Linked DNA regions of Homo sapiens: region 2 is linked to region 1. The links are chromatin loops, found by intact Hi-C in ENCODE. Cell type or tissue: heart right ventricle. All regions are shown on one strand.

Evidence for each region. Peaks named below come from ENCODE experiments on the same cell type or tissue, not always from the same donor. Only the 100,000 strongest peaks of a DNase experiment are listed, where the experiment ranks them.
Region 2: a loop joins it to region 1, with 2.5 times the contacts of the local background. A loop is called at or near these places in 3 of 110 quality-filtered maps.

What each region holds. Positions count from the first base shown.
Region 1 is chr16:9,796,374-9,801,373 of GRCh38, reverse strand. GRIN2A (glutamate ionotropic receptor NMDA type subunit 2A) reads left to right here. Exons shown (of 13, transcript NM_001134407.3): 11 at 2,910-3,097. The region is part of intron 2 of LOC105371077 (a long non-coding RNA gene); the gene reads right to left. Among named protein-coding and RNA genes, the nearest start is that of LINC01195, 340 kb to the right of the region's middle. In heart right ventricle, a CTCF peak has its summit at 2,571; a DNase peak (open chromatin) is centred at 3,937; H3K4me3 peaks cover 698 bases; H3K27ac peaks cover 3,404 bases.
Region 2 is chr16:9,444,817-9,449,816 of GRCh38, reverse strand. LINC01177 (long intergenic non-protein coding RNA 1177) reads left to right here and starts at 4,832. Exons shown (of 4, transcript NR_126397.1): 1 at 4,832-4,884. It overlaps LINC01195 (long intergenic non-protein coding RNA 1195), which reads left to right. Exons shown (of 5, transcript NR_126349.1): 2 at 1-97; 3 at 1,775-1,908; 4 at 3,588-3,646; 5 at 3,749-3,804. In heart right ventricle, no CTCF peak of the experiment used is centred here; a DNase peak (open chromatin) is centred at 2,456; H3K27ac peaks cover 2,513 bases.

The DNA of each region.
Region 1 (5,000 bases):
ACATGTGTGTGTGTATATGTTTATTTTTTGAGGAATGGAGAGACGAGAGTTGGGTGGTACTTAGAAAGTCTAAATAAAACCAAGTTTCTATATCTCCATGGCAACATGGATACGGGAAGTATTGACGTTGCAAGTATCTCAGCTTTATCAAGAGACCAACACCTTCCACGGCCCTAAGTCCTTAGGATACATGTGTTATCCAGAGTTTCAATTTCCCTATGGATAGCCACAGAATGTGACTGTTGGCTCACACAATCTTAGAATACCACAGCTGAACAAGTGTCTCAGCAAGACCACAATGAACGCCACCTCTCACAGAGGAGAAACCAGAAATCCAAAAGGAGAAAGTGACTTTCCTGAGGTTGCACCATCATCCTAGCCTAGACTAGAACTCAGGTTCCTTTCACCTACTACTCCAGTGTTCCTGTTACACACCCTACTCCCATTATACACAAGTTACTTTTGACCTTGTATAACTCTCCATCCCATATTTCTGCAGGTCTCACTATTGCTGGCTGTTCCTCTTGACTTGCTGTCATCAAGCCAAGCTCTAGGTTGCTCCAGGTTACGTATGACAGCTCTAGGTTACCATCGCTGTTGCCAATCAGTGCCCAGTTCTCTTCTGCTGCTGCTTGATCTGATTCCCTTTAATACTCTCAGAGCCTAAAACCAAGTCTCTGATACCCCTACCTTGAGATCAAAGCTTCAGAGTGTTTCTGTGGATGAGACAAGTCCTACAGTTTTGCGCCACCTCAAACCATTATAGAAACAAAAAAAAATTAAAATGAAGAACACGGCTGTAAACCTGCCAAATAGTTTTGTTCCCATAGGGAGTCCTTCGGCAGCTGTCTCTGAAAAGATGCAGTGTTTCACATCCTCTCTTTGCCATTTTTATTTTTATTTTTTTGCTTCACTGTTTTATGTTTTCTTGTTAAAGAAAGGCAATAAAGTTGAGAAAGTGTCATGAAGTTGAGTCATCTCCGATTTAGTTTTCTTACCCATTTTAGAGTTGAGACATTCATCCCTGCATTCCACAGTGATCATTTCAGCCTCGTTAAATAACTTTAACATTTGGAAACAATATCCAGGACTACTGACAGGGATCTAATCATAATTAGCACCTGTAATCCCAGCACTTTGGGAAGCCGAGGTGGGTGGATCACTTGAGGCCAGGAGTTCAAGACCAGCCTGACCAACCTGGTGAAACCCTGTCTCTACTAAAAATATAAAAATTAGCCGGGAGTGGTGGCAGGCACCTGTAATCCCAGCTATTTGGGAGGCTGAGGCACAAGAATCACTTGAACCCAGGAGGTGGAGGTTGCAGTGAGCTGAGATCGCACCATTGCACTCCAGCCTGGGCAATGGAGTGAGACTCCATCTGAATAATAATAATAATAATAATAATAATATTTAGGCACAGTTGTGCCCTTGGAGAGATTACCTGATGCTTATTTTCTGGGGTATGCATAGGATTTCTAAGGAAATGATAACATTCCACATTTTGAACTGCATGGTGATTTCAAGGATATATACATATGTAAAAATTCATCAAGCATTTTATTACACATACGTTATACCTCAATAAAAATAAGTGTATCAAAAAAGAATTTAAAAGTGCTATGTGTATTCACATGGAAATATATTCACTAGGTATGGAATGAGAGAAGAAAGCAATATGTGAAATAGTTTGTGTGGCATAATAACATTTTCGGGATTAAAACAAGGGTTGGCAAACTACAGCCCGTGGACCCATCTGTTTTCCTAAATAACATTTTATCGGAACACAGCAAAGTTCGTTTGTTTACACATTCTCTATGGCTGCTTTGGCACTATGTCTTGGTTTCCTAGGGCAGCCATAACAAAGGAATGCAACCTGAGCAGCTTAAAGAACAGAAATGACTGTCTCGCAGCTCTGGAGGCTAGATGTCCAAGATCAGGGCATCTGCAGGACCACGCTTCCACCGAAGGCTCCAGGGAGGGATCTGTTCCAGGCCTCTCTCCTGACTTCTGGTAGTTCCTTGGCTTGCAGCAGCATAACTCCAGTCTTCATATGGCGTTCTCCCTGTGTGCATGTCTGTGTTCAGATTTCTCCTTTTAATAAGGACGGCAGCCACAGTGGATTAGGGGTTCACCCTACTTCTGTATGAATGTTAGGGGTGGACACAGTGCAGCCCCATAACACCCTACAACAGCAGAGTTTAATAGCTGCAACAGAGACGGTATGTCCTACAAAGCCTCAACTATTTATTATCTTGTCTTTATAGAAGAAAGTTTGCCAATCTCTGTGTATGCGTGTTTGTGCATACTCACTAAAACATTTGGAAGGCTGTTCACTAACATGTTAACAAAGGTTGAATCTGAGTTATAGAATTATAGGTAGCTTTAATTTTAATTGTATTTTTAATACTTTTCTATATTATTTGGATTTTTAAAAATTCTGCAATAATTTCTGTATGATAAATAAGCAGCACATGTATTTCTTTTGGGAGGAAAAAATATTCCTATTTAGTTCCTTTCCCCTTCATACACACTACCACCAAATTCTTCTGCCCCTTAGTGGTTTATTTTGTTCTGATGCAAACCTTTCTAAATAGGGCACTGTCCTCCACCACTGGGAGTGTTAAGGACAAACACTTAGCAAACCAGCAAACTCAACTGTTTACTCACTTGGGTATATGGATCCTTCATGTCTTTATTTAGCTGCCTCTTGTAAGTTGGAGAGAAAAGGTTCTGGCTTTTATCTCCTCATTAAAAATAGATCCTTTTATGATGAGGGGATGGAGAGGCCATGAGTCATCATCACCAGCATGAAAGAAAGTGTGGGATGCTTTCAGGATCAGGCCTCAGGAGCTGGACCCCGAGGTGGTACCTGGCCACCCCTATGACCCCCTGGTTTCTTGTCATTTCAGGAAGCTGGACGCTTTCATCTACGATGCCGCAGTCTTGAATTACAAGGCTGGGAGGGATGAAGGCTGCAAGCTGGTGACCATCGGGAGTGGGTACATCTTTGCCACCACCGGTTATGGAATTGCCCTTCAGAAAGGCTCTCCTTGGAAGAGGCAGATCGACCTGGCCTTGCTTCAGTTTGTGGGTGATGGTAAGACCCCGGGTGACCCCTTTCTTTAGGGGGACTTGAGACCCTCACACTCGCTTTGTTTGCTCCTGGGCTTCCCAGTGGATCTTTGCATGATGAGTTTGCTCCCTAAAAATATTTACTGAGTTCCTGTCACATGAAACCATGGTTCTTTAGGTTGCTTATAATGGAAAGCAATTCTAGATAACTAAATTTAACAAACAAAAGTATTCTAAGGATACAGTCTCTCTCAGGGGATTTAGGAAAGAGTTAAATAGGTTTAGAAAAAGACAAGAGCCAGGACAGTCCTGGTGCCTTAAGTGGGAATTTATAGGTCTTCTGTCTAGGGCAGTGGTTCTCAAAGGGTGAAGGGCAATTTTGTCCCTCAGGTGACATTTGGCAATGCCTGGAGACACATTCAGTGATCACGGCTGGGAATCTGCTTGCTGATCTAATGGGTAGAGGCCAGGGCCAGAAGATGCAGGAAAACACCTTACAGGGTCCAGGACAGCCCCCTACATCACAAAACACAAAATTATCCAACCTCACATGTTGGTAGGCTGTGGTTGAGAAACGCTGCTGTACAAAATTACATAACTAGGCTGTAATCAGTCCCAATTTCACTCCAGAGAAAGGATTTCTGATGCATTTTGAGGTCAAAGACTCTTTCCTAGACTTATCAGGCATGACTCACGGTGGAGTCATGTTGTACCAACATGGCAACTCATGTTCTTATCCCGTGGAGGAATGAAGGAAAGGCAATCTCTATTGCAGTCTAATGAGACTGTGGCATTTATAGAACTGTAAAGCCGCTTGGGCCAGCTGTGTCACCAGAAGCATTTCCTCCTGTCTGCCCTTTCTACTTCATAGCTGGTGATCTCACTATAGCCCGGGGTTTCCTGGCATGGCCTCTAGAGGCTGGCCGTGGCTTGGAATGGCAGGTTGGTTTCCTTTCAATTGCCAACACGGAGGAAATAGGAAAAGCAAAGTCAGCTCAGATAGCAGGTTAACACCAAAAATGAGCTCGGTATGAGGAGGATAGAAAGGCTCAAGCCAGAGGGCAGAAGCCCCGTTCAAATAGTGGAGGCTATATTCAGAGATGATTACAGAACGTGTTATGCCAGGCTACAGGTGGGAGAGAAAAATCTAGTTACCACTACAGTGAAATGCAATATCAAAATAGGCAGAGGTTAGCTAGTGCATAGGGTTAGTGTGAATTCGAATGAAGTGCACAATTACTTGTGGCTTCTTATCTTCTTTCTATTCACAGAGTTAAATCCTAGATTCTCACAGTGCCATCAGGCATTCTAAATGTGTTTTATATTTAACTCCCAAATGAGAACATGTGAGTCTTTGAATTCTCCATAGGGCATTTGTACCTTCCTCAGATCACTGGCCATGTTCTCTGCTGTGTAATAATGATTTGTGGCTGTGTTGGTCAGCTTTTTGCTGTGAGATCTTAGAGGCGTACAACAGTAAGCATTTATTTTCCTCATGGTAGTGCAGGTTGAGTGGAGAAGCTCTGCCTGGGGTGGGGATAGTGCCTCTGCTTCCTGCCACAAGCGTACGAATCAGTGGTGTGGTCTCTGCTCCACACGTGTTTCTGCTGTGTCTCGGGCTGAAAAGGTAGCAGCTACCTGGGGAAGCTCTTTTCCTGGCCATGGCAGAAGCACAGAAAGGAACGCCTAGCTGCACATGCACATTTCAAGCCACTGCTTGGTCACGTTCACGTCTGCTAACATCCTTCTGTCCAAAGCAGGTCAGGTGGCCAAGTTCAGGGTCAAGGGATTGCAGGTATACTCTGCCTTTCATGAGATAGGTCTTGAAGTTTTATGGCAATAGTGTGGACACTGAGAGTATGCTGAAGAATTGGGGCCAAATGTTTTGCCTATCACAGGGGTGGATAATCACCCTTACAGGGGATGAA
Region 2 (5,000 bases), 350 kb after region 1:
ATGCAACTTACACTTTCTGTTGCATGAAGTGGTCACGTGACTCAATCTGCTTAAAAAAAAAAACACAGACTGCTATATTCTAAAGAACACCAAACAGGTAATAACTCCAAGCATTTACTACTCCTACCCCTGCTGCTGCTGCAGCTACTGACATTATTACTGCCGTTGCTACTACTACTTCCACTGTTACTTCTGCTGCTGCTGATGCTGTTACTGCTACCACTACTGCTGTTGCTGTTATGACTACCACTATGTCTACAACTACTATTGCTGCTGTTACTCCTACTACCACTGTTTCTTCTTGCTCCTCTTCTACTACTACTGCTATTCTAATACTGCTACTAATGCCATTATTACTATTATTTCTACTATTACTATGACAATCACTGCTATTGCTATTTTTAGCACACTTTACTCTTGGCTTCCATGACACTCATTTCTTGGTTTTCTCTTACTTCTCTGGGTGCTCCCTCTCAGTTTCCCTCAATCCATCTTTCCTCCACCCCCAACCCTGGTACCCTTCCCTAGCACTCTGTGCTTTCCTTCAGATGATGTCAACAATTCCCTCTAAAATGCTATATTTTGATGAGTTCTCATAGGCATTTTCAGTCAAGATATTTTGAACATGACTTCTCCATGTTTTGGAAAAAACTCCTCTCCTGGAATCTACATTTGGGTGTCTCTCAGAAGCCTCAAACTCAATCTGACAAAAGCTGGACTCTTGCCCTCCCCTTCCAAATCTGCCCCCTCCCTTCCTGTATCTTCTGTCTTAGGAAATGAAACCATGACTTCCATCATCATCTCACAATAAACCTGGCAATTATGTCCGACACTCCCTTTCTCTTGTTCCCGAACACTCTCTCACTCACAAATTCCTATGGATTTTACCTTATAAATGTTTTTGATACTCTCAAAGCCCTGACTTCACCACTACATAATCTAGGCATATAACAAAATTACACTGGTACCCCATAAATTTATACAAATTTTAAAATATATTTCTTGAGCATGTCTACTTCTGTGCATCATCCCCTCAGCTCATGAGATTGTCTCCCATGTCACCAGGACCATTATTGTTGTTTCCTAACTTCCACTATTGGCCCCTTTAGTTAACTCTCCATTTTTAAAAGATCTTTCATGCTTTTTTTTTTTTTTTTTTTTTTTTTGAGACAGGGTATTATTCTGTCACCCAGGCTGGAGTGCAGTGGGGTAATCATGGCTCACTGCAGCCTCGGCCTCCTGGGCTCAAGTGATCCTTCCAAGTCAGCCTCCCAAGTAGCTGGAAAGAGGTGTGCACCACCATGCCCAGCTATTTTTTTTTAATATTTTTGTAGAGATGGGAGTCTCACTATGTTGCCCAGGCTTCGTATTCAACTCCTGGCTGAAGTCCTCCCACTTCAGCATTCCAAAGTGTTGGGATTACAGGCATGAACCACTGCACCCACCTATTTCATACCTTTTCTTTGTTTGTAAAATCAAGTTCAAAATCTACAACATGCCCCTCAGGGGCAGCCTGATTGTCTCCTTCTCCCCCTCCAGCTTCACCCTAGGATCTTTGTCTTCCCTCTTGCTTCAACCACGCATATCTGTCTCCTCTGTGAGCCAGATTCTTTCATCGCAAGGTCTTTCCACATGCTCTTTCCTCTGCCTGGAATGTTCCTTTAGCCCCATCTCCCCAACCCACCCACAGGGCTCACACTCATCTTTCAAACTTCATCTTCACTGTCATTTCCTTCAACCTCCTACCTGACTTGCTTCCCTTTGTCAATCTCAGAGCACCGATGGATTTTGCCTTGTAATTACCTGTATGAGTGAAATCATGTTCAAAGACTGTCTCTCCTGATAGAACGTGAAGGTCAGGACACGCTTGTAATCCCAGTGCCAAGAACGGAGCCTGGCACAAAGCAGGTATTCAATGAATGTGTACTGAGTGAACAAACAAGTAAATCATCACCATTGTTGTTATAAAGTCACTGCCCTCTGGAGATTTCAGTTCCCTCTTATGAGCATCCCATTCTGTGAGATTTTATTTTGTTTATGAAATGTTCTGCTCTACTCCCTTGAACCTAGCAGGTTTCAATTTGGCTTTCCTTCCATTCTTCCCAGACTCATGTGGGACAGACCTTAATGCATGCATTTGGCTCTAATAAACTCAGTTCCAAGGTATTTGAACTTCCTGCTATTCTGGGGTGGCACTGTTACGAAAAGGGGAAAAATCACTGTCCTCTAACAATTATTATCACTGTTATTGCCATTTGAGCTAGAAGCCACCTAAGCAGCTTCTGAAAACATTTCAGTTAAAGAACCTACAGTGTGCCTGAGTCTGTTTTTTATTTTTAAATTTTTCTCTGGAGCTTCCTGGACCCAATCACCCAGAGATGGTAGAAGGGCCCTGGTGAAACATACCAGCCCTGAGGTGCCTCATGACTGACAGATCTTTGCAGCTATGGGCCAGCTGCCATCTGCCAAGTGGCCTCCAAGGGCTCCTGCCAAGAAAGGAGAGGCTCGAGGGAGCAGGAATTGAAAATAACTTAGTATACACAACACACATACACACACAGTCTTATCAATACCCTTGGCTCATTTCAGACGTTGAGCTGTAAATATCAAATCCTCAAGGGTATTTCAAAAATAATTGCATTAGAGCAGGTCTGTTGGGTCCACGCCCCTTAAAGATAAAATAAACCTCACCCCATCATGTGCCCTCACCCATAAACAGATGACAGGGAACTCCATAGAAACTCAGTCTATATTTATGCTGAAGCTCTGTTCTTCCTGATGAGACTCTCCATTACTCCAATAGGATTTTTCTTTCCTTTAAAAGTGACTCTTGGCTGAGCATGGTGACTCATGCCTGTAATCTCACACTACTTTGGGAGGCCAAGGGGGGCAGATCACCAGAGGTCAGGAGCTCAAGACCAGCCTGGCCAAAATGATGAAACCCCTTCTCTACTAAAAATACAAAAATTACCTGGGTGTGGAGGTGCACACCTGTAATCCCAGCTACTCTACTCTGGTAGCTGAGGCAGCAGAATCGCTTGAACTTGGGAGGCAGAGGTTTTAGTGAGCTGAGATTGCACCACTGCACTCCAGCCTGCGTAACAGAGCGAGATTCTGCTTCAAAATAAATAAATAAATAAATAAATAAATAAATAAATAAATAAATAAAAATAAAAGTGACTCTTGGTCCTGGAATGTCTGGGAAATAGCAGGAAAATGGGCAGAACTTCCTCTAATCAGCCTTCCCTTTTGTGCACTCAGAACCATGATCCCGCTCCCAGCTCCCCTGGACCCCTGCTGAGGTGCCTGCTGCAAATGGATCATGCTCTGTATTTTACAGACGTTGTCTTGGTTGCTGCCATCATAACCCCTCAGGGCCCAGGTCTCACAGTACCCTCCGACAGAGCTATTTAAGCCCCCAAAAGCCCCAGCTGTTTCCATACTTCCACCTCCCAACTCTGAGTCTCAACGATGCTTGCCTCCTCCTCTCAGCATCCCACATCAGATCCCAAGTTACTCAGGATTTATAGGACTCTCAGGAAAGCAGTGAATCACTCCCCCTTTCTCTACGTATTACTCAATCACAGGTTCCGGAACCAGTTACCAATCAAAGGAAGATACCAAATATCTCCAGCCTTTGTCTTGGGTGAGTAGGACTCAGCCAGGTTCTTCAGACAGTGTTGAGAACACAGACCAGTCAAGCTTGCATATTTTCTAAAGATTTACTGGACTCTCTGTACTTTCACAGAAGCAGACAATGGCCCTTCACCAGTAAGACCAAGAGAATAAGAAAAAATAATACAAGTTATGTATTGAATGTTTACCAGTTTTCTAATCACTTCACAGGCCTTACCTTTCATTGAAATTTACAAGATCCTGATGCGTTATGTGGTTGTTGTCCTCCTCATTGTTGCTGCTATTATTTTGCAAGGAGAAAGACTGAGGCTCAGAGTGTTTAATTAATTTACCCTTCCATTGTCAGGCAAATGACAATGCTTTTTTGAAACACGTATCTGTGTTGATTCCAAAACCTGAGCTTTTAAAAGTATTAAAAATAACAAAAGCTGACATTTAATGATCACATTACCGAATGCTAGGCGCTAAGCTAAGCATTTAACATGCCTTCTATTCTTTCCTGTAATGATCCCACGAGGTAGGCATCAATATGCCCATTTTAGAGAAGAGGTCACTGAGGTCCAGAACAGCTAAGTATCTGGTCCAAGGACTTATGGCTGATGAGCAGAGAAGCAGGGATTCCAGCCCTAGTCTTCTGACCTCGGAGTCTACTTACCCACAGCACTATGGGAACCTCTACAAAAGTTTTATGGAGGACCTCTGGCCCACAGAGAAGAATTATCTCAAAATGTTTCCCTATGCAGACTCAGTCCTCTGACCAAAACCCAACATCCTACTTTTTTAAATTCAAATCAATAGCAAAAGCAGAGATTGAGATTTGTATCTTTAAGCTACAATTCAAAACTTTGTCTTATTCTTAAAACACATGATAATATACAATCACCTCCAGTGGAGCCACCTAAGCCCCCAGCTGCCCCAGCTACTTCCATACTTTCGTCTCCCAACTCTGAGTCTCCACAATGTTTGCCTCCTACATCAGATCCCAAGTTACTCAGGATTTATAGAACTCTCAGGAAAGCAGTGAATCTCTACCCCTTCCCCTACCTGTTCCTCAATCACAGGTTCTAGAACCAGTTACCAATCAAAGGAGATACTAAATATCTCCAGCCTTCGTCTTGGGTGAATGAGAATCAGCCAGGCAGAGAGGCGTCCTCCAGCAAGGAAGACCAGCTTGTGCCAAGGCCCAGCGGAGACAAGACACAATGGGGTATTTCCGGAGCTGCTTATACTTCAGCATGACACAGCCTGGTAAGTGGGCTGGGAGCACGCAGCCGCTCCTTTGTGAAAGGGCAGGCTCCGAAAGGTGGATTCCCCTGGTGTCCCGTATCCTCGGATTTTGCACCACTCAGTGCCTCCATTCCTGG